Linked DNA regions of Homo sapiens: region 2 is linked to region 1. Evidence: chromatin loops called from intact Hi-C (ENCODE). Cell type or tissue: natural killer cell. All regions are shown on one strand. Each heading gives the region's core, and the rest is flanking DNA. Links, peaks and the distances in the headings are about the cores only. Region 1 overlaps ANKRD28 (ankyrin repeat domain 28). Region 2 overlaps ANKRD28 (ankyrin repeat domain 28).

Region 1 (11,680 bases), core at 4,374-6,873:
GAGACAAAAATTGGCAAACCCCTTTACATATAGCTGCTGCTAATAAAGCTGTAAAGTGTGCTGAAGCTTTGGTACCTCTTCTGAGTAATGTAAACGTATCTGATCGAGCAGGGAGGACTGCATTACATCATGCAGCTTTCAGTGGACATGGTGAGGTAGGTGGCATTCAATTAGACCATTATTTTTCTCTCCTCCTGTCCACCCCCCACTTATTAAAGAACTTGCATTTTTGCATAGTAAAGGCATACAGAACTATTTATCTTTCTCATTTTTGTCTAATTTTGCCTCCTTTTATAACTTTCTCAAATTTAGAAATGTATGTAGTAGATACTACTTGTGCACAGTTAACCTGTGGTGACCAAGGAAAACAATACCAACTCTTAACACAACAGGAAAAGTATGTTCTATTATTGTGGCAGGAAAAATATGTGAAGACAGAGATATGTTATTGTTCTTCCAGAAGTAAATAGCAAAGGAAGGCAGAATTTAGAAAACATGCTTTTTAGTAGTTTATTAACATTTAGTCAAGATAATACTTTAGTGACAGAACCATCAAAACAATTTAAGAAAATTGCTATTTAGTTATCTTACACAACAAACGTTGTCTGTGCTAGGTGTCATAGCAAAGATTGGGGTTTATGTGTACACCAAAGATTTAGAGAAGGTAACAGAAGAACCTTTGAAGCCAACTTGTCTAGTCTTTCATTTTTGTTGCAGGGGTAGGAACTTATAGGTAAAGTAACATTCCCAAGATTCTGTGGCTGGGAGCTAGTGGCTGCCATGTCTTTTTCAAAGTAGTTCCCACTTATCTACAGAGGATATGTTCCTGGACCCCCTATGGATGCCTGAAACATTGGATAGTACCAAACCCTATAGATACTGTGTTTTTTTCCTATACATACCGATGATAAAATTTAATTTATAATTAAGGCACAGTAAGAGATAATAATATGGAACAATTTTAATACAAGTTACATGAATGTAGTCTATCTCTCAAAATATCCCACTGTAACTGTAGTGTAGTCACCTGTTTTCAGACTATGGTTGACAGCAGGTAATTGAATGCAGAAAGTGGAACTGCAGATAAGGGGAGACTACTGTACTTCTCTGATTTTCCAGTGTAAAGAATCCTTGCCTCTACTGCAGTTAAGGTTACAGATGTATCCCTATTTGAGATCTGCGGTAGCCTTCCAGTGGAGAAATTATTGTAAATATGGTTAGTTGCAATTATTATTTTTGGTACATTGTGAGGTAAGCAGACTATGCAGTGACTGACCTTCAGGTATAATTATACTGTAGGCACTATGTTTGTGTTTGAATTAAGTTTAAGACATTTCTAGAATGAGAATGCACTTTTAACATTTTGGACTATGAATAGGAACAAAACCTCTTATTAAATATTTCAGTCTTAGACTTTCCAGATTTGTACTTAGTTCATAAAATACCAAGGCACAAAGTGGCATCCTAAAAAGGTACTGATGCCTGACTTCAGTAGCACCCACAGTTAACCTTTTTTTCATGTTTTGTCCTGTTATGTTAAATGACCTTCAGTATTTAGTCTAGCTCCTTCTGTTCAGCAACTGCAGAAATTTAGTGCCAGAGAAGTTGAGATAAGTAACTGTCAGAAATGTACATTCATAGACAATTGTGCTTCACAATTTTGATGACACTGTGTTTACTTCTATTCCAGATGGTCAAACTACTCTTGTCTAGAGGTGCCAATATTAATGCTTTTGACAAGAAAGATAGGCGTGCTATCCATTGGGCAGCATATATGGGTATGTACTTTTTAAATTTAGTTTTTGATATTATATATTTAGAAAAGTTGTACATTTCAAGTTCTTGCTGTTTGTATAGCATTTGTCTTTAAGGGTACTGAAAAGCTACACAGTATCTGAGTTTGATGCCCAGGTAGAACAACCCTGGTAATGGGGGAGGTTTGGAGTACACTGGGTCCAGTTCATCTAAAAGCTGTTTGAAATTAATTCCATTTACCCTTAAAAAAAGAGATGTCCCAGACACAGGCCTGGAATACATAATTTAGGATTGATGTTTACTAAAGCCCATTCTTATACCCATTTTTGTTTGTATGAGAATATAAGGTAAAAGTAACAAAGATGCATTAAGAAGCCTATTATTTTGGGCCAACCAGTGGGTTAAATGTGTATTACCATGTTTGATTTCTATAATAGTAAATTTATAGAAAGAAACTGGGGCTTGGAATACAGACTTTTTTGCTGTAACATAATATATATGTTCTTGAAAAATCTTACAGTCTGCAAAATTGTACTCTAAAACTAATAGAGCTCATGGGAATAATAGGCCTGGGGTAGACCACCCAAAACCTATGCAACCGTGTGACCACAGCACTAACAGAAACATTAATTGGTTCTTGCAGAGCCGGGGAGACAAATCAGCCTATTACAGGATATTTTTAAATGCACAAAAACAGCAGAATAGAAATGCTCGCTTCTGGATGCTAAAACTGCCGAGGAAGGTAGATCTCTAAGTATAGAGAAAGTACACCTTGCCATAAATCCTTAAAGTCCTATAAGGCTGGGGTTGTGCCTCTGGTAAGAAGCCATGGTTGTAGACATTCATTTTTCAAGGTTCTTAAAACAGCTGAAAGAACTCACTTTGCAGCCATAGAGCTCAGGGCTTTTTTTCTTCCTGCCAGAGGTTATAATCCTGTGCTTCTGCTATTTTAACTCCTGGGTGGGAAAAAGCACATATGAACTGACATGTTTTCTGTGTAATATTTGTATCATTCCCTGATTTACCAGTCACATTACCTGATTACAAAGACATCTAGTTAACCACTTTTCTAAGAGCCATAGCCTATCCTCATTACTTTCTGTTCTTGGTTTTGTCTTTTCTTGACTCTCATTTAAAAATAAAAGATTAACAGAAGATTCAATGGAGGAATATTAACTCAAGAACTATATAGTCCATCCCTCATATATGTGGAGGATTGGTTCCAGGACCACCTGCTTATACCCAAATCCTTGCATATGGAAGTCCCATAGTCAGCCATGGGGAACCCCTATGTACAAAAAGTTGGCTCTCCGTGTATGAGCGTTTCACATCCCCTGAATACTATATTTTTGAACCACATGTGGTAGAAAAAAATCCATATATAAGTGGACCCACACAGTTCAAACTTTTGTTATTCCAGGGTCAACTGTATAATATGTAAAATAGATACAAACCAGTTATAATACACTCTTTCTAGATAAATAAGTCTATACATAACATGTCTGTATATTTCAAACCAGTTATAGATACCCACAAGGCCCAGGGAAATCCTATGCCTATAATGAAAACAACCAAAAGCAGTAGAATCCTTTTTCTTTTTTAAGAAAAGTTTTGAAAATCTTTATTCAATTCCAGTATAGTTACTCTGAAAAAAAAATTCTACATAGGTATACTAAATTGAAGATTGTGATGTACAAAACCCACTCTCATTACCAATAAAACATTTAAAATAAGGTGTCAACAGTGATTTTTTACAAAAGCAACAGCATTCATGCATCAGAGACCTTACCTTATCTCTCTCCTTTGTATCAGAAAATTACTACATTTTGAGAAATGATATCAATTGAATAGATGAAATATTATCACCGAAGAATAGTCACATAAAGCATGATTAATTTTAAGAAATGATATTTGAAGAAAATATTAAAGTGCCTTCAATATTTCTAACAGTATGTCCACAGAAAAGAAAAACATAGTTAGAATTAAGCAGATAAATGATGAAGTTGGGAATAGACGGTAATATGTCATTTTTCGTTCCCTTTTCAATAAGCCTCAGAAGGCAATCCCAGATCAGCTCACCACAACCAAAGTGAGCATGCTGATTTTCCCACTCTTGCTTATCCCCATATGACAGTATTTCTCCTTCGAAAAGGTTCTTCAGTAGTTCGTAAGAGTATTTCAGAGGTCCATGGTGAGCAAGAACCTGAAGTAATCTGTAGTTAGCAAACATGTAATACTGGAGATGTGTTTTTGTTTTTGTTTTTGTTTGAGACAGAGTCTTGCTCTGTCACCCAGGCTGGAGTGCAGCGGCACGATCTCAGCTCACTCAAGTCCACCTCCCAGGTTCAAGCGATTCTCATGCCTCAGCCTCCTGAGTAGCTGGGATTACAGGCACCCGCCACCACACCTGGCTAACTTTTTTGTATTTTTAGTAGAGACACGGTTTCACCATGTTGTCCAGGCTGGTCTCAAACTCCTGACTTCAGGTGATCGGTCTGCCTCTGCCTCCCAAAGTGCTGGGATTACAGGTGTGAGCCACTATGCCTGGTCTGGAGATGTCTTAAAGCAGCCATCTCCTTTTTCTTCTAATACTTTCCACATATCTGTTACAAGGATTTGGGCTTGTTTGTAAAAATAAACTTTCTTCCCCTCAAATGGGAAAAAACGTGCCTCCAGACGTTTTCAACAGAATTTTCCTGGCTTCATCGAGAATCCAATGCCTCTCTTCTGTCAAAGGCATGAGAGGAAACATTTGTTTCAGAATGAAGTATATGCCAAACTTGATCTAGGGTTGTTAACTGTGGCATAGTATGAGGTAATAGTAGTTGATGTCCCTTTGCTGAAGGATCTGTTGACTGCCGCGACTGCAGGGACCAATACCATATGTTCTCCCCCATACCTCACAACACACTTTTGCGTGTCCTGCTCTCACCAAATAGCAGATAAGGTTAAGTGTGTCTGTCATGAACACTGAGTTGACCATGGTCTTACCAGCTCCCCTGGGATTGGGATTTAGCTCATGAAGCATCTTCCACCTCTCCACATACAGCTCTGGCCCCTTCACCTTGGCCAGCAGCGGTTCTGCCACCCTGTGTATGTATGCCTCTGCTTTCAGTGAACACATCCCAACTGTGTTCTGCAGTGAATTTAATTTAATTCCCTGGGTGATAGAAGACTGTGCATTCTCCCCCTCCCCTTTCAGACTGTGGAGTGATGCTTTTGACCTCCATTGGGGCAAACTCTTTCCTTTCTAAGCGGGCAACATCCAGAGTCCCTCTGTACTTCAGAGTTTCTACCCACTATGGGGTCATCACCCTAAACAGGGTCCTGCTCTCTCCGGGAGTGGCACTGAGAACTGAGTGCAGCTAAAGTACAGCCTTTCTCCCATCACACTTGCATGACTAGGAAACTGTAGAGACCATGTAGCCATGCACTGGGCAGAAGCCCGAGAATCCATATTGCATTGCAGCTCTGACCTTCAGTGTGAGTGTAAAGGAAGATTAAAAAAAAAATGTAACATCCTTTTCAAATGTCCCCTCCCCACACACCCCCCCCCCCTTTTTTTTTTTTTTTTTTTTTTTTTTGAGACAGTTTCACCCTTGTTGTCCAGGCTGGAGTGCAATGGCGTGATCTCGGCTCACTGCAACCTCCGCCTCCCAGGTTCAAGCGATTCTTCTGCCTCCGCCTCCCGAGTAGCTGGGACTACAGGCGCCTGCCACCACGCCCAGCTAATTTTTGTATATTTAGTAGAGATGAGGTTTCACCATGTTGACCAGGCTGGTCTTGAACTTCTGCAAATGTCCCTATTTTTAAAGCTGAAAGCTTGGTGTATGGTGGTTTACACCAAAGATATGTGCCGCTAGTTATGTACTGGGCCATTTTCTTGTGTTAATTGAAGGTAATAGCCAGAAGCAAGTTCCGTATTGCATCTTAAGGTCCCTTTCTCACAGCCTGTAGTTTTTCATCTTGGTCTTTCTGAATATTCTGGTGTGGCTTACTCTTCAAGACAGGAACAACCAGGTTATGTGATGTAAAACTGTACATCTTACGTTAAGAGGCTTACATGGTAAGCAGAGTGCATCAGTGTTTTTACCTACTAAGAATTAAGCTTGACTAAACAACTGTTTTCATACAACTGAAGGCCAGGGGGATTTTGCAGGTTGCCTGTAGTTGAGCTCCCAGAATAGTTGAATGTGTGTATTTCAAGGGGGCCAGAATGGCTCTGTTGTTTCTCACCCGCTAAGTGTCACTTTTTAGGCATCTCAGTTGAGGTTGAAAAAGATATTCTGTGTTTCCTGGACCTCACCACAAGTTTTAGTCTATTTTGTGCTACTAAAATTAAATGTCATAGACTGGGTAATTTATAAAGAACAGAAATTTTATTTCCTTACAGTTCTGTAGGCTGGGAAGTCCAGGATCAAGGCACTAGCATCTAGTGAGGGCCCTCTTGAAGCACCACATTGTGGGGAGTCAAACTCATCTTTTTTAAGGAGCTCGATCCCAAGATAGCATTGATATGTTCGTGAGGACAGAGCCCTTATTGCCTAATCACCTCTTAAAGTTCCCACCTCTTAACACTGTTGCCTTGGGGATTACACTTCCAACATATGAACTTCGGAGGACACATTTAAACCATAGTACCATATAGCACTGCCCATTTAATTTATGAGCATAACTAGGCAGAGATTTATAATTATCCTTTTTCTGTCTCTTCCTTCCCTGAAGCACAGAATAAGATGAATATCGACATATAGCTTCTAAAACTGTTCAGCCATTCTAGGTATGCAGGATTAAAGAGTTAAATATGTGAAAGTAAGAAGCTATTGACTGGTCACCTCTCTTACAGACAAACCTAAAGTACAAGCATTGTCACCTCTAGGTTATATTCAGAGAATTCATCAATGTTAGTGTAAGAGACATTGGGGATTATGTGTAGTCTTGTAATTTATTTATCCCAGTTTTCCTTATTAGCCCTGGCTTTCCATTTCCTGGTTGAGGCTCCGTTAATTTCCTTTTAGGCCCTACCTCTTATACTTATGCTATTGAATTATTTGTCATTGTTCCCTAGCGCCCCACCTCATCTCCAAATGAATTGATCATTTTCTTCTTCCCACCTTGTGCTTGCTCCTGCCATCAACCTTTGTCAAGGTCCCTTTACACATTCATCTTTCCTGTTGCTTTCAGTACTTTTAGAAATATTCAGCCAAGTTTAGCTTCAAATTACTTTATTGTGATGACTTTGACACAGAAGGTACTGAATAAATATTTTTTACCATGGGCTGGGCATGGTCACTTATGCCTGTAATCCCAACAACTTGGGAGGCTGAGGTGGGAAGATCCTTGAGCCCAGGAGTTGAAGACCAGCCTGGGCAACATAGTGAGACCCTCTCTCTACAAAAAAAAGAAAATTAATATTAGCTGGGTGTGGTGGCACACACCTCACTTGAGCCCAGGAGGTCGAGGCTGCAGTGAGCTGTGATCGCACCACTGCATTCCAGCCAAGGTGACAGAGCCAAAACCGTCTCAAAAATTTTTTAATTGATTTTTAAAAATTACCTTAACACCTCATTGCATTATTTCTTTTCTAGAAACATAATAGTAGATATTTCTTTTTCATATTAAAATGGGGGGAAAGAGGCTGTAAATATCTACTTTAATTGATAATTTATATATAAACAACTGAATCTGCCTGGTTCTTTATGCGTCTTGCAGTATCTTGGCTTAATTTTTTTGAGGGAGGGGTGCCTCTGTTTGAAAGCCTCATTTATTAACTTTTTATAGACTCATTATCTATGAAGGGATTTTTAAAATGACATCACGAGCAATTTCTTCAATGTAACTAATATATTTTGGATGCTTGTTTTCTATGCTGCTCTTGGCCTTGTGGAACATATCAAGAAGTAGAACAGCCTTCTGAAAGTATATATTTGGGGATTCATGCACAAAAAGTAATTAAAGAGTTAGTAATTAATGATTCCGTTTACGAAACATCACAAGGCTTATAGGGCTTCTAGGGAAGAGAGTTGATTGGGTTGGTCAGGAAAGGTTGGATCTGACATGTTTCTTCAAGGACTAGTATAATAGCAATGATTGGGAGGAGACATCCAAGCAGAACGTTCCACATAAAGAAGGTGTTACATGAACAAAGACACAGAGGTGGGAAGGATTGTGGGAGAAGGAGAAAACACTGTATAATCTAATCTGACAAAAAGTGACAAGTTATGAAAGGAGAATAGTGGTCCTCTCACCTTCCAGATACATGGCCCCCTTCCTGGCCTTTCTATGTAGTTGAGTGGGGCCTAGGACTAGTTTTGGCTAATGGATGAAAGCAACATCAGTCTGGGCTGGAGCATTTAATTACTGATGGGAAACTCTGCAGTCTGTTTCCCTTTCTGGCACAGTGACCAGCCACATTCAAGATGATGTCAGTTACATGAGCCTGGGTCCTTGAGTAACTGAGCAGAGCCCTCTTGCCAACCTGTTATGGTTGAGAGAGAAATAAAAACATTGATTGTTTAAGCCACTGAGATTTGGGAGTTGATTGTTAACCATCACACAGTATAACCAACCCTTTCCTCATGGTTACAATGGTGAGTAAACTAAGTTGGTTAAGATCTGGTGGAAATTATAAGGAAAAAGAGTTTTTTGGCTGCATGTTCTAAAGAGCTAACATTCTGAAGAAACAAGCCCAAGAAACCCCCAGATTGAAACGATTCCAGTAAGGCAGAGATCAGAGAGATTGTGAGTTTGGTGCTAAACTACCACAACAGAGTAAATACAGCAATAGGCAAATCACAAAGATTTTTTGGTTTCCCAGTGCATATAAAAGATATGTTTAGTCTCCCTGCAGTGGCTCACACCTGTAATCCTAACATCTTGGGAGCCCAACGTGTGAGGACTGCTTCAGGCCAGGAGTTCAAGATCAGCCTGGGCAACAGAGCAAGACCCTGTCTCTACAAAAAAATTTAAAGATTAGCCCAGTGTGGTGGCATGCATCTGTAGTCCTAGCTACTCAGAAGGCTGAGGTGGGAGGATCACCTGAATCTAGGAGTTTGAGGTTACAGTGAGATTGATCACACCACTGCATTTCAGCCAGGGTGACAGAGCAAGACCCCGTTTCTAAAAATAATTAATTAATTACAAAATATGTTTATGCTATACTATAGTCTATTAAGTGTGCAATAGCAATACATCTAAAACAATATACATGTCTTTGTTTTTTCTTTTTTATTAATTTTCAGTGTTCTTAATTAAAAAATATGTTATTGCTAAAAAAAAATGCTAACTATCGTATGAGCCTTTAGCAAGTCACAATCTCTGATAATGGAGAGTTTTGCCTCAATGTGAATGGTTGCTGAAGGTTTGGATGGCTGTGGCAATTCCTTGAAATGAGACAAAGATGTGCTGCATCGATGGACTCTTCCCTTCACAAAAGATTTCTCTGTAGCATGTGAAGCTGTTTGATAGCATTTTACCCACAGTAGAATTTCCTTCAAAATTGGAGTCATTTCTCTAAAAGCTTTGTTGTCATTTCAACAACATTCACAGCATCTTTGGGAGTAGATTCCATCTCACAAAACCACTGTCTTTACTCATCCATAAGAAGCAACCCCTCATCTGTTCACATTTTATCATGAGATTATAGCAATTCAGGCACATCTTCAGACTCCACTTCTTATTCTAGTTCTCTTGCTATTTCTACCACATCTGTAGTTATTTCCTTCGCTGAAGTCTTGAATCCCTCAGTCATCCATGAGGGTTGGAATCAACTTCTTCCAAACTCCTGTTAATAATAATACTTTGACCTCCTCCCATGAATCAGAAATGTTCTTTCTTTCTTTCTTTTTTTTTTTTTTTTTTTTTTTTTTGACAGAGTTTCGCTTTGTTGCCCAGGCTGGAGTGCAGTGGTGTGATCTTGGCTCACTGCAGCCTCTGCCTCCTGTGTTCAAGTGATTCTCCTGCCTCAGCCTCCCAAGTAGCTGGGATTACAGGCACCCGCCACCACACCTGGCTAATTTTTGTACTTTTAGTAGAGACAGGGTTTCACCATGTTGGCCAGGCTGGTCTCGAACTGCTGACCTCAGGTGATTGGCCTCCCAAAGTGCTGGGATTACAGGCGTGAGGCACCGCACCTGGCCAGGTATGTTCTTAATGGCATCTAGAATGATGAATCCTTTCCAGAAGGTTTTCAATTTACTTTGAGGAATCACTATTTATGGCAGCTATATCCACTTCAAATGTTATTTCTTAAATAATAAGACTTTGAAAGTTGAAATTACTCTTGATTCAGGGACAACAGAGTGACTATTGTGTTAGCAGGCACGAAAACAACAGTAATCTCCTTGTCTGTAAGAGCTCTTGGGTGGCCAAGTACATTGTGAATAAGCAGTAATATTTTGAAAGGAATCTTCTTTTTTCTGAGCAGTATGTCTCAACAGTGGGCTTAAAATATTCAGTAAACCGTGTTATAAACAGATGTGTTGTCATCCAGGCTTTGTTCCATTTTAGAGCATAGGCAAAGTGGATTTAGCATAATTCATGTGGGCTGTAGAATTTTCAGAATGGTAAATGAGCATTGACTTAAAGTCATTAGCTGCGTTAGCCTCTAACAAGAGAGTCAGCCTGTCCTTTGAAGTTTTGATGGCAAGCATAGATTTCTCTCTAGCAACGAAAGTCCTTGATGGCATCTTCCAATAGAAGGCCGTTTCATCTGCATTGAAAATCTGCTGTTTAATGTAGCCACCTTCATTAATAATCTTATATCTTTTAGATAACTTTTTACAGCTTCTATTAATACATCAGCACTTGCTGCTTCACATTGCACTTTTGTTACAGGGACATCTTTTTTCGTTAAACCTCATGAATCAACCTTTGCTGGATTAAACTTTTCCTCTATAGCTTCCTAACCTTTCTCAGCCTTCATAGAATTGAAGAAAGTTGAGGCCTTGCTCTCGATTAGGCTTTGGCATAAGCGAATTTTGTAGCTGTTTTGGTCGTCTATCCAGACCACTAGTACTTTCTCTGTATCATCAGTAAGGCCACTTATCTTTCTTATCATTAGTCCATTCACTGGTAGCACATTTAATTTTCTTGGAGAATTTTTCTTTTGCATTCACTACTTGGTAACTTTGTCACAGGAGGCCTAGCTTTCAGCCTGTCTCACGTTTCAACATGCCTTTCTCACTAAGCTTAGTCATTTCTAGCTTTTGATTTAAAGTGAGAGGTATGCAACTGTCTTTCACTTGAACACTTAGGGGCTGCTGTAGGGTTATTATTTGGCCTAATTTTAATACTGTTGTGTCTGAGTGAAGAGGAAGGTCTGAAGAGGAGATAGATGGGGGAATGGAGTAGTTGGAATATACAACATTTATTAAGTTAACCACTTTTTTGGAGACAGAGTTTCACTCTGTCATCCAGGCTGGAGTGCAGTGACATGATTTTGGCTCACTGCAACCTCCACTTCCAGGGATCAAGTGATTTTCGGGCCTCAGCCTCCCGAGTAGCTGGAACTACAGGTGTGTGCCAGCATGCCCAGCTAATTTTTGTATTTTTAGTGGAGACAGGGTTTCACTATTTTGGCCAGGCTGGTCTCGACTTCTGACCTCAGGTGATCTGCCTGCCTCAGCCTCACAAATTGTTGGGATTACAGGCATGAGCCACCGTGCCTGATCAGTTCACCACTTTATATGAGTGCAGTTTGTGATGCCCCAAAACAATTACAGTAGGAATGTCAAAGATCAGTGATCACAGATCACCAAAACAGATAAAATAACATTGAAAAAGTTTGAAATATTGGCAAGAATAACCAAAACATGACACAGACACATGAAATGAACACATGCTGATGGAAAAAATGATGCCAATAGACTTGCTTGACACCGGGTTGCCACAAACTTTCAATTTTTAAGAAACAAGATGCAATATT
Region 2 (11,680 bases), core at 5,475-7,974, 64 kb after region 1:
GCTTAAACCTAGAATGTGCAGAACTGAACTGTTGATCCTTTCCCACTCCCCTTGCCAGACCTACTCTCCCCACAGCATCATGCTCTCTCCATTGAAGACAATTCTCATTCTTAACAGTGGCTCAGGGCAAAACCCCTAGAGTCATCCTTGATTCCTCTCACTCATACTCAATGTATAGTCCATCAGCATATACTATTGACTCCACCTCTAAAGTAGATCTAAAGTATGCCCACTTTTTTCTTTACTGCTACCAGACTGACCTGGATCCTTTTAAAGTATATGAGAACATGTTACTCTTGAATTTCGGTTCTTCTTCTTTTTTTTTTTTTTTTTTTTTTTTGAAGAGGCAGGGTCTCACTCTGTTGCCCAGACTAGAGTACAGTGGTGAGATCATAGCTGATTGTAACCTTGAACTCCTGGGCTCAAGAGAACCTCTCACCTCAGCCTCCCAAGTAGCTAGCACTATAAGTATGCATCACCAGGCCTAGCTAATTTATTTTTTGTGCTGACAGACTCTCACTATATTGTCCAGGCCGGTCTTGAACTCCTGGCCTCAAGCAATCCCCCCACCTCAGCCTCCCAGAGTGCTCCACCTGGCCCCACTCATAGTTCTTAAAATGACCTTACTAGGCCCTACATGATGTGTCCTCCACCTTGTTACCTTTCTGATATTATTTCCTACTCTTCTCCTTTCTCTACTTCATTCTGCCATGCCAGCCCCTCCATAGCAGGGTTATACATGCATTGTGATCTTCATTCTGGCTGTTTACTCTGCCTGAACACTCTGTCCCCAAACATCCCATGACTAAATTCGTCACCTGTTTCAAATCTTAGCTCCAGTTTCATCTTCTCAATGAAGCATATTCTAACTATTCTTTACTACAACTTGCTAGATACCCCTACCATAGCATTCTCAGTCCTTGTTAACCTGCTCCACTCTTTCCTCTTTTTTTACATAAAGCTTTTAACATATTGTATATAATGTACTTTTTTGTTATGTTGATTTTGTGTCTTCTCCACTAAAGTGAATGTAAGCTCCACAAGAACAGTGAAATCTTTGTCAGTTGCATTCACTGATATATTCTTAGTGTTCTAAATAGTGCCTGAGCAAGTGGAGGCTCAGTGAATATTTGCTGCATGAGTGATTATGCCAAGCACTGTACTAACTTCTGATGATATAGTGTAAAATAAGACATAGTCTACTCCCTTGAATGGAGATAAGAGTGCAAACAGCCTATTAACGATGCACTTAAAATAGTTTAATTGGAATAAGCATAGAATGCTATGAGAGTACTTAAGAGGGTCTTCAAATCCTTTCTTGCAGGATCAGAGAAGGCATCCCAAAAAATGCAACTGCTAAGCCAAAATCCAAAGGATAAGGAGAAAGTGGGGGAGGAACTTTCTAAGCAAAGAGAGTGGCATGTTAAGAGATAAAACTGGCCGGGCATGGTGGCCCATGCCTATGGTCCTAGCACTTTGGGAGGCACAAGGCGAGTGGATCACCTGAGGTCAGGAGTTCGAGACCAGCCCCGCCAACATGGCAAAACCCCGTCTCTACTAAAAATACAAAAATTAGCCAGGTGTGGTGGCATGTGCCTGTAATCCTAGCTACTTGGGAGGCTGAGGCAAGAGAATCGCTTGAACCCAGGAGGCAGAAGTTGCAGTGAGCCGAGATCATGCCAGTGCACTCTAGCCTGGGTGACAGAGCCAGACTTCGTCTCAAAAAATAACCCCCATGCAGAGGAGAGGAGCCTGTTTTTAGTCATATTCTGACTAGAAAACACACCTGAAACAAGCTTCTTTCCCCACTCCCGCTCTCATCCAAGGCATCCTGGCCTATGTAATGGGTTGTTCTGCCTGCCAGCAGCAGGAACAGCAGCAGGCACCTTTAGAAGAACCCTTGAAAGAAGTGTGGGCAGTGAAGCACTCCCCCAGCTACTTTGAACAAATAAAATTTAATTAAAAATACGGACAGCCTTCAGCCACTGCTGCCAAACTTGGAAGGACATCAGTTGTTCTCTTTGACCCTTGACAAAATGGGAACTTTACAAAGGGGGAAAAATTACTTTTTGTGGCTGGGCACAGTGGCTTACTCCTATAATCCCAGCACTTTGGGAGGCAGAGGCGGGAAGATCACTTAAAGCCAGCAGTTTGAGACCAGCCTGGGGAACAAAGCGAGACCCTGTATCTACAAAAAAGTTTAAAAATTAGCCAGGCATGGCATGTGCCTATAGTCAGAGCTAGTCAGGGGGCTGAGGTGGGAGGATCACTTGAGCCCAGAGGTTGAGGGTGCAGTGAGCATGATCATTATACTGCACTCCAGCCTGGGTGACAGAACAAGACCCTGTCTCAAAAAAAAAAAAAAAAATCCTTTTTTTATCAAGGCCAATATAGCATAGATGAAAATATGTGGGAGAACTGGAAGCAACCAGATGCCCAGTAGTTGAAATGTATAACTAAACCATAGTATAATCACACAATGAAATACTGTATAACAATGAAAATGAACCAACTACAGTTACATACAACATTGATAAATTTCATATAATGCTACACAAAAATGCCAGATATGAAATAATACATACTACATGATTCCATTTATATTAAGTTTTTTAAAAACTCTAAACTGTAGGCTGGGTAAGGTGGTTCACATCTGTAATCCCAGCATTTGGGAGGCCGAGGCAGGCAGATCACTTGAGGCCAGGAGTTTGAGACCAGCCTGGCCAACATAGCGAAATCCCATCTCTACTAAAAATATAAAAAATTAGCTGGTCATGGTGGCACACACGTGTAATCCCAGCTACTCAGGAGGCTGAGGCAGGTGAATCACTTGAACCCAGGAGGCAAAGGTTGCAGTGAGCCAAGTTTGCACCACTGAACTTCAGCTTGGGTGACCGAGCAGACTCTGTCTCAAAAAAAAAAAAACAAAAAAAAAACTATAGTGTTTATGACTCCAAGTTGAAAGCAAGGAAATTACTACCCCATAAGTCAGGATAGTAGTTACCATTGTGGAAGAAGAAAGGTGTAACGACTGGGTAGAGGATATATGGAGGCTTCTGGTATGCTGGTAATGTTCTCTTTCTTAATCTGTATGGTGGTTATACAAATGTATGTTATGTGATAAAACTATTAAAGTTCCATATGGTATAATTGAAGCTTGGCATCACACTATTATCACTTCTCTCCCGCTCCGTCCTCAAGACTGAGTCTTGTACCAACTGAGGTACCAAATGTTTCCTCCTTGGTTTGCTGTGTTGACACTTTGTGGTAACTTACGACTAAGGTCAGTTGTCTTCCGCTTAAAAAAAGGGAATATTTACAAAGGAAATATTTGTTTTGATTTAGTAGTTTTTAAAGTTCATCTGCTTAGTTTGTCTACTGTTTTTCTTCAAGAGACTGTGACCCCAAGAGAAAAGTTAAATTGACAACTAAGTGTCATTCATTCAACACATATCTTTTGAGCACCTGCCCTGTGGCTGATTCATGAAGCTGTACACATTTAAGATTTCTTAGCATCAAAAAGTTTCCTTACATAACTACAAATTAAATTTTTTTATTTTTTCTTACCTTGACACTGATATAACTGCAAATTAACAGTAAATCTCTGCCTACCATCCTGAAAGAATATTCACGATATGTGGTGTTTTTCTTATTCTAGCCCAGTTTTTTCTGTGAATTCAGATGGATACGGATAAGTTGTGAGACCTTGGGGAATCATTCTTCTCTGGGCCTGCTTCCTCTTCTGTTGTCTAGTCTAACATCCCCTTCCACCCTAGGTTTCTATGGCTATTCTTTTTCTACTTATTAGAAACTTGCGAATCATGCTGGTTACAGCAATTTATTATAAGCTAAGTAATGTAAAATATGTCTAAAGTTGAAGTACTTTAGGCTTATTTCCTTGTCTTTGGTGAAATACATCTCAGGATGCTTAATTTTTAAATTTTATCTTTAATTCTAGGCTATACCCCAGCTTTGGCCTGTGCTCCCAATAAGGATGTGGCTGATTGCCTGGCTCTCATTTTGGCCACCATGATGCCTGTCTCATCAAGTAGTCCTTTATCATCCTTAACATTCAATGCCATTAACCGTTATACCAACACCTCAAAAACAGTCAGCTTTGAAGCTTTGCCCATCATGAGGAATGAACCTAGCTCCTATTGCAGTTTCAATAACATTGGAGGGGAACAGGAGTACTTATACACTGACGTGGATGAGCTCAACGACTCCGATTCTGAGACCTACTGAGAGGCTGAGGAGGAGGGAGTTCTCACAGTAAAGCTTCAAACTGTGCTTTTTCAGGAAAAAGGCACTTTGATATTCACGTAGAAATTCAACCTAAGAGGAAAGATCCCACAGTGAGCCAATGTTAAGAGATCTGATGGCATTAGGAGGAAGAGTTTTAAAGGCAAGTTTTACAAAAGGAACTTCTAGAATCTTGAAATAGACCTGACTGAGGAAAACACATTGATGTCAGAATTCTTTGTGGAATTGTTTAATTTGGTTTTGCAGTGCCAGGAACAATTGGGGACACTGTGCACTCTAACCTGCTTACACAAGCAACACTATTGTAACAGAAGAAATAAAGACACTAGATTTAAATTTTATCAATAAAATTACAACTAAATTTAAAGGCAATAAAAGTTTGGTACAGTAGGCATTATGTGCACAGCAAATTGCAAAAGGACCAAATAACTGAAAGGTTTTTTTAATAAAATGCCATTTTGTGGAAACTGGAGTAGATTAAATGAAACATTACCTAAACCAAACTGCAATATTTCTGGAAATGAAGCTGAGATTTGGTTTTAAATGTTGAGTTTTTTTGGGTTTTGTTTTTTTTTTAAGAAAACATCTGAAAGCCTTCCAATGCTGTATTAAACCATGAGAGAAAGCAGATGTATTTTTACATTTTTTTCTTTTACAGAACTATTTCAAATTTCCAATTTTTATACTATTAGAATTAAAAACCAGCTGACTGGGTGCAATACGGGTGAAAATACTTGTGACATAGACATTGAGATGGATTGGGGTCAGGCTGTTGCCCTGTTTTGAATGGTTTGGGTTTAAAATAGTACTATTTTTGTTTGAAAATGTAAAGAATTTCCTAGAAAAAAATTCATGAAATCAAAAAGTAGACTATTTCACCCTATTGCAGCTAAGTGGTCCTGGGGCATGGAGTCTTCAACCTCTCTATGAATGGCACACCTTAGTCACTTATGTTACTTTTGTGTCCCCACCATGGGTTGGGGGATTTTTTGTTTATTCTGATCTATGAGTTTTGAAAAAGTGAATAATCAAAAGGAAAATAATTCCTTGTTGTTCATAAATTAAGCATCACTAAAGTCTCTTGAAAGGCATTTCTGTATTGGGCAAGATTTAAAATACTAAAGCCTTAGGTCCTATTCATATTTAAAGTAGCATGTTTGTAACCTGTTACTATTTGGAGAGAGAAGCAGTTGCCTGCCAAATTGAAGACTACCTTTCAAATAGCAAAAGAGAGAGAGAAGGCTGATATTTCGGCTTTTAAATAAAGATTTGTGTGGTTCTGCTTTTACTGTAACTGTCACTTTCCCAGTGAAAATGATTTCATATACATTGAGGGTCTTACAGGTATGGGTAAAGTTCTATAAATTGCAACAAAATGATACCCAATTTCATTTTATCCTTTTTGTATTGTGAAACTGGAAACTTTATGACATTGTAAATTATCAGCTGGTTTTTCTGAATATAAAGTGTGAAAACACAGAACAGTATTTTGATCTATTTGATAATTTTGTGGGTTTTTTGAAGAATTAATGAGCATGTACATAGAAATAGTGACTGCTTGAATACTGTATTTACTTGCACTCTTTCAGTACATCAAGATTCCTGTATATTTTAGAGTATAATAAAACACAGATGTGAGTTGTATTTAATGAATAATGTATTTGTATCTGTGCATATTATCTACAAATCTATAAAGTTTCTAGGGCATTGACTACTAGATTTTAAGCATTTTTTCTAAAATATTTACAGAAATTATAAATCTAATCCCCCATCTTTTCTTTATAATATAAAGAAGTCATAATGAACCCTTCCTAATTATTAGTAGTAGGAAGGTGAATATGCATTTTAATGACAGTGGACTACATTTTCTATTGTACCTTTTGAAAAAAAAAAAAATCAAGCAGATTCTAAAAGTATACATATGTGTGCTTTCTCTTTCCTTTTAGGAATTCTCTTCTGAATTCCCTGAGGGAATTTTCTAGAATCTCAGAATTGAAAGAGACCTGAGGTTCATCCAGTCTCTAACCTCTTAACAAATGCAGGAGTCCCTTCTACAAGGGTGATCTTTCCACCTTGAACACTTCCAAGTGACTCTACCTCACCAAGCAGTCCATTCAGTTGTTGAGCAGCTCTAACTGTTAGAAAGGTCTTCCTTAGATGGAGTTGAAGCCTCCCTCCCGGTAACTTCTGTCTTTGGGCCTGGGTCTGTCCTCCAAGAGAACCCTGAGAATGTTGGAAGGATGAATCTCGCACATTCTGCCATGTCTTCTCTTTTACAGGCTGTTTGACTTCTCTGCTGAAGTGATTTCCAGAAGGACTCATTTGACACACTATTAGATTTACCACATCTAATGAAATCCAAGGTGTAGCTATAAAGTGACAAGCTGTTTTTAATTTATCACATACACCAGAACTTCTATCCTGCATCACTTATATGTAAATGATGCTGTTACCAAAAACATTAAGGTAGTTCTTGCGAATGCCACCCCACTAAGAAAACTATTTCATTACTTTTGTAATCCATCTGTGAGAGTCTGCCCCCCAGCTTAACCACTTCCTTTGGTCTGCACCCAATGAAGGGAAACCCCAAAGTACTGTCTCAAATGGTATTTGAACTACGCCAGTATTGTTGGAATAAGTACATTAATTACTTGAATGAATGAACACAGCACCGTAGAAATTTCCTTTATGGTTACACCTTGTATGTCTAAAGCATTCAGGCCCTGTTCTGTAGTGTTTCTTATCCTCACACAGAGTAGAAAAGCCTGTTTGCTTTATTTAACTTATACATAAAAGATGACATCTGAAATATCTGATGTGTATTATAATACCAGCTTCTGCTCTAGAACTACTTTGGGTGAAATGGTGGTAATAGCAAATGACCTCCTTTAACAAGACACTCATCTCAAACAATGCCATTTAGTTCAGGAGATCTCTAAGTGTAGCTGTAAATTTTGGGGTTAATTTGGCTTATATTGGACCTTTTAAAAGAAATAAAGTTTTTTAATGCAATAAATCAAGTGTCTGTCTCTTTTACATGCAAACTTCTTTTCCCTTAAACTGTCTAGCATTGAATTGACAAGTTTTTTTTCCTTTTCTAATAAAAAAATGACTTTTTAGCAAAGTTGTTTTAGACTTAAATGAACCTATCTATATGGGATTTTCAAATATATTTATTCAACAAATACTGCTTGCCTGCTGTATACTTGGGAGTGGGAATGGGCAGAAAACCAAGAAATTGTGATCTTGTCCTTTAGGAGCTTACAATTAATTTCATTGTGGAAAGGTATAAGTAGAAAGTAATAAAAGTGTAATTGAGGTAGAGATTAATTGATAAAAGGTACAGAATAAGATCACATTGGGAGGGAAGATCAGAACAGGCGTCATGGAAGACTAGGTGCGGACATTGAGAATCAGATTTGAACAGATGGAGAAGGGTGCAAACCCTATGTGAAAAGAACAAAATCAGCAGCTCTTTAAATGGTTGGTGGAGTTGGTGGAGGGGCGCTCTGGGATAGAGTAGATATATTGGCACTTAGCAATCCTGAGCATGGAAAGATGATGAAAATATACAAGAGAGCTAATTGGAAACACGTACAAGATTAGATAATAGAAGTGAGAACAAGTAGATATAAATAGGCGATGGGAGGAACAGGTGAAGAGGGCTTTAATAACCTTTCTCAAAGTGGTCTTTATGCAGGTAATAATAATAGAAAATGCCTATGCAGCATTTATCATGTACCAGGCAAGGTTGTAAGTACTTGAAATAAATTATCTCTTAACCCACACAACTGTTCTACGTGGTAGGTACTATTTATAGCACCATTTAACAGATGAGGAAAGGGGGAGATGAAGTAGTGTTTGCCCAAGGTCACCTGGCTGGTAATTTGTGAAGCCTAGATTCAAATCCAGGCAGTCATGTCCATTGTCGGTGCTCTTAACCCCCTAATGACTGCTGACGTGCAATCTGGTCTTTGTTGAAATTGTTGATTTTGAAGTTGAGACACACACTGAATACTAAATTATGTAAGTTCCCCTCATTTTATTCTCCTAGATTATTTTTAGGAGAAACATGTAAATCTGACTGCAACAGGTGTTTATTGAACACCTGCTATGTGCCAGGAACTGTGCTAGGCTCTTGGCATACAGCAGTAAAGGGGGAGGTAACATAGTTTGCCCTCAGGAGTGGATCCTAAAAGAATGATGTCTTCTTACATTTCAGTTGCTGTTGCCACCTAACCACCCCAAATCTAAGTTGTTTAATCACTCTTACTCATGCCTCTGCAGATTGGCTGACATCAGCTTGTGTGGGTAACTGCTTCAAGCTGGGTCTCTGGCTGGGCTTTACTACCTGCTGTGAGTTGTGCTTCCAGTTGCTCCCATCTATGTTCATTCTTGGGCCTGGGCTAAAATAGAAAAGTTATACAGAAGTTTCCACACTGATGGTAGAAGCACAAGAAGGCAAGCCCAACCACACAAGTATGGTTTGTGCCTTCTGCGTGCATCACATCTGCCAACACTCCACTGGCCATAACAAATCGTGGCCACGCCCTACCTCCGTGGGATGGGGCAGTATTCTCTGCCATTTTGGGGAGTATAGTTTGGGTTCCATTTCCACAGTTAGGCCAAAGTGATGCCAACCGATTTGTTGCTGTTTCAACTTTTCCATGGGAATGCTTGGTAGCCTTTCCTTTGTTCCTGTTCCTTCTCTTTTTGTGGTACCCTTACAGTGTGGGTAGTCCAGATATAAAACTGGGCAACAAACATGTATTTTGAGTTGGAAAGTTCTTGCTTGGCAGTGCTACTGATTGGTTGGTTGGTGGATCTGCCCTTTTTCAAAGGTAGAAAACCAACCTCTTCCCTACTTCAGTCTCCAGAAGAATGTAGCACCAGTCCCCTCTCTGGTGTGTTAACTGTGTTCATCCCTTTCAAAGCACAACCTAATCTGAAAGAAGATAGGAAAGCTTGGCTAGTGACTACTTTTAAGACAAAAAATGCTGATATCTAGTGCTCTCCCTTCTAGATCAGTTCTCCATCTCTCCCTCTCCAGCACTTAAAAAATGTCTCCATTTCTCTGCTTCATTCCTCTTTTTGTGTTACTTCTCATTTCCTTGTGGTTGTCTCATTCCCCTTTCCCCTATGACTCTTACTTGTCTACTATCTTAATTAGAATTGAAATACCTGTCTACTAGCTTAATTAGAAAAGAAATATTTCCTTAATTTGAAACTAATTTTTTAAAACATTTTATGATCAAGGGAACATGTGCAGGTTTGTTATATAGGTAAACTGCATGCCGTGGGGGGTTAGTGTACAGATTATTTCATCACCCAGGTAATAGGCGTCGTACTTAATAGGTAGTTTTTTGAACAGTCTTCCTCTTGCCACCTTTCACCCTCAAGTGGGCCCTAGTGTCTGTTCCCCTCTTTGTGTCCATGTGTTTTCATTGAAAAAAATAGTAATTTAATCTTATATTTCTTTCTCTTTACCCTTCTTTAAGAAAAATTAAATTTTCATCTTTTTTTTAAATCCCTTCATGGAAGCCAACATAAATTTTCATCTTTAAAGCCCAAATGGTCAAAAAGCTTTTGCTAAATGATGTCAGTGAAAATGGCAAGAGGAATGACCTCCGAAAACTAGCTGCTTCATAAGAGCCGTGATAAAACTGGCAAAATTTCTCAGAATCGACTGTTTAGAAGTCTGAAAATTAAAGGCTGTCAGCAATCTCAGGAGCATTTAGTTCAAGAAAAACTACTGAATCTACCTAAGACCAACAGCCTTGGTCATGTTTTAACTTGGATTAGTTGCCTTTTTCACTGTTCAGCTGTAGAAGCCCTGAAAACTAACAGCCCACATTCCTGTTGCAGCCTAGCAGCCACCAGAAGGAACAAAACAAAGCTAGAGCTCTTTCAAAACCTCATTCTCCATTATTTGACCAATGCACTTAACAACAGAGTATCAAAGTATGTGAGGCAAAAACCGGTAGAACTGCAATGAGAAATAGATGAATCCACTATCATAGTTGGAGACTTCAACACCCCTCTATCACTAATGGACAGAACCAGCAGGCAGAAAATCAGTAAGGACATAGTTGTGCTTAACACCATCAACCAGCTGGATCTAGTGAACATCGAGACCAGCCTGGCCAACATGGCAAAACCCCGTTTCTACTAAAAATACAAAAATTAGCCAGGCATGGTGGCAGGCACCTGTAATTCCAGCTACTTGGGAGGCTGAAGCAGGAGAATTGCTTGAACCTGGGAGGTGGAGGTTGCCGTGAGCTGAGATCGCGCCATTGCACTCCAGCCTGGGCAACAAGAGTGAAACTCTGTCTCAAAAGAAATGTTCTAAAATCAGTCATGTATGTGTTCACCTTAGGAAACTAGAGAAAGAAAAGCAAAATAAATCCAAAGTAAGCAGAAGACAAGAATTAAGAGTAGAAATCAATGAAATTGAAAAAATATTTCAGTAGAGAAACAACAAAATCAAGACTTGGGTTTTTTTAAAGATTAATAACATCAGTAAAACTCTAGCCAAGCTAAAGGGGGAAAAAAAAGGACACAACTAATATCAGAAATGAGAAGAGACTTCAATACAGAGCAGAGCCCATAGATGTTTAAAGGATAATAAAGGAATATCATGAACAACTTCATGCCAACAAATTTGATAACCTGGATGGATCTTAAAAGACAATTTGCCAAAATGTACACAAGAAGAAATAGGCCTATATCTGAATGGACCTATATCTATTAGAGAAATGGAATCAATAATAACCTTCCAAAACAGAAAGCACCAGACCCAGATGGATTCACTGCTGAATTCTACTGAACACGCAGGGTGAAATTATACCAATTCTATACAGTGTTTTCCAGAGATAGAAGCAGAAAAAATATATCCTAACTTGGTCAAGGAGGCCAGCATTACCTCAATTTCAAAACCAAAGATTATAAGAAGACTGTAGGCCAGGCGCGGCGGCTCACGCCTGTAATCCCAGCACTTTGGGAAGCCGAGGCGGGCGGATCACCTGAGGTGAGGAGTTCGAGACCAGCCTGACCAACATGGAGAAACCGTTTCTAATAATAATAAAAATTAGCCGGGCATGGCGGCGCATGCCTATAATCCCAGCTACTTGGGAGGCTGAGGCATGAGAATCACTTGAAACCGGGAGGTGGAGGTTTCAGTAAGCCAAGATCACGCCATTGCACTCCAGCCTGGATGACAAGAGCGAAACTCCGTCTCAAAAAAAAAAATATTTCTCATGAACATAGATGCAGTAATTCTCAGCAAATCAAGATACTAGCTAGATACAACACAATCATGATAAAAATTCTCAGTAAACTAGGAAAATGGGAACTTCCTCAACTAGATAAAGAACATCTATTAAAAAAAAAAAAAAAAAACCTCCAGCCTGGGCAAGAT

The links. Hi-C counts contacts between places; a loop is a spot of excess contacts. Peaks named below come from ENCODE experiments on the same cell type or tissue, not always from the same donor. Only the 100,000 strongest peaks of a DNase experiment are listed, where the experiment ranks them.
Region 2: it touches region 1 in a loop (7-fold over the local background); 1 of 110 quality-filtered maps calls a loop at or near these places.

What each region holds. Positions count from the first base shown.
Region 1 is chr3:15,725,508-15,737,187 of GRCh38, reverse strand. It overlaps ANKRD28 (ankyrin repeat domain 28), which reads left to right. Exons shown (of 28, transcript NM_001349278.2): 5 at 1-155; 6 at 1,691-1,778. Among named protein-coding and RNA genes, the nearest start is that of MIR3134, 34 kb to the right of the region's middle. In natural killer cell, for the core only: no CTCF peak of the experiment used is centred there; no DNase peak of the experiment used is centred there; H3K27ac peaks cover 1,199 bases.
Region 2 is chr3:15,662,835-15,674,514 of GRCh38, reverse strand. ANKRD28 (ankyrin repeat domain 28) reads left to right here. Exons shown (of 28, transcript NM_001349278.2): 28 at 3,959-7,279. The coding sequence ends at 4,245. It also overlaps a transcript of BTD not described here. Among named protein-coding and RNA genes, the nearest start is that of MIR3134, 29 kb to the left of the region's middle. In natural killer cell, for the core only: no CTCF peak of the experiment used is centred there; a DNase peak (open chromatin) is centred at 6,824.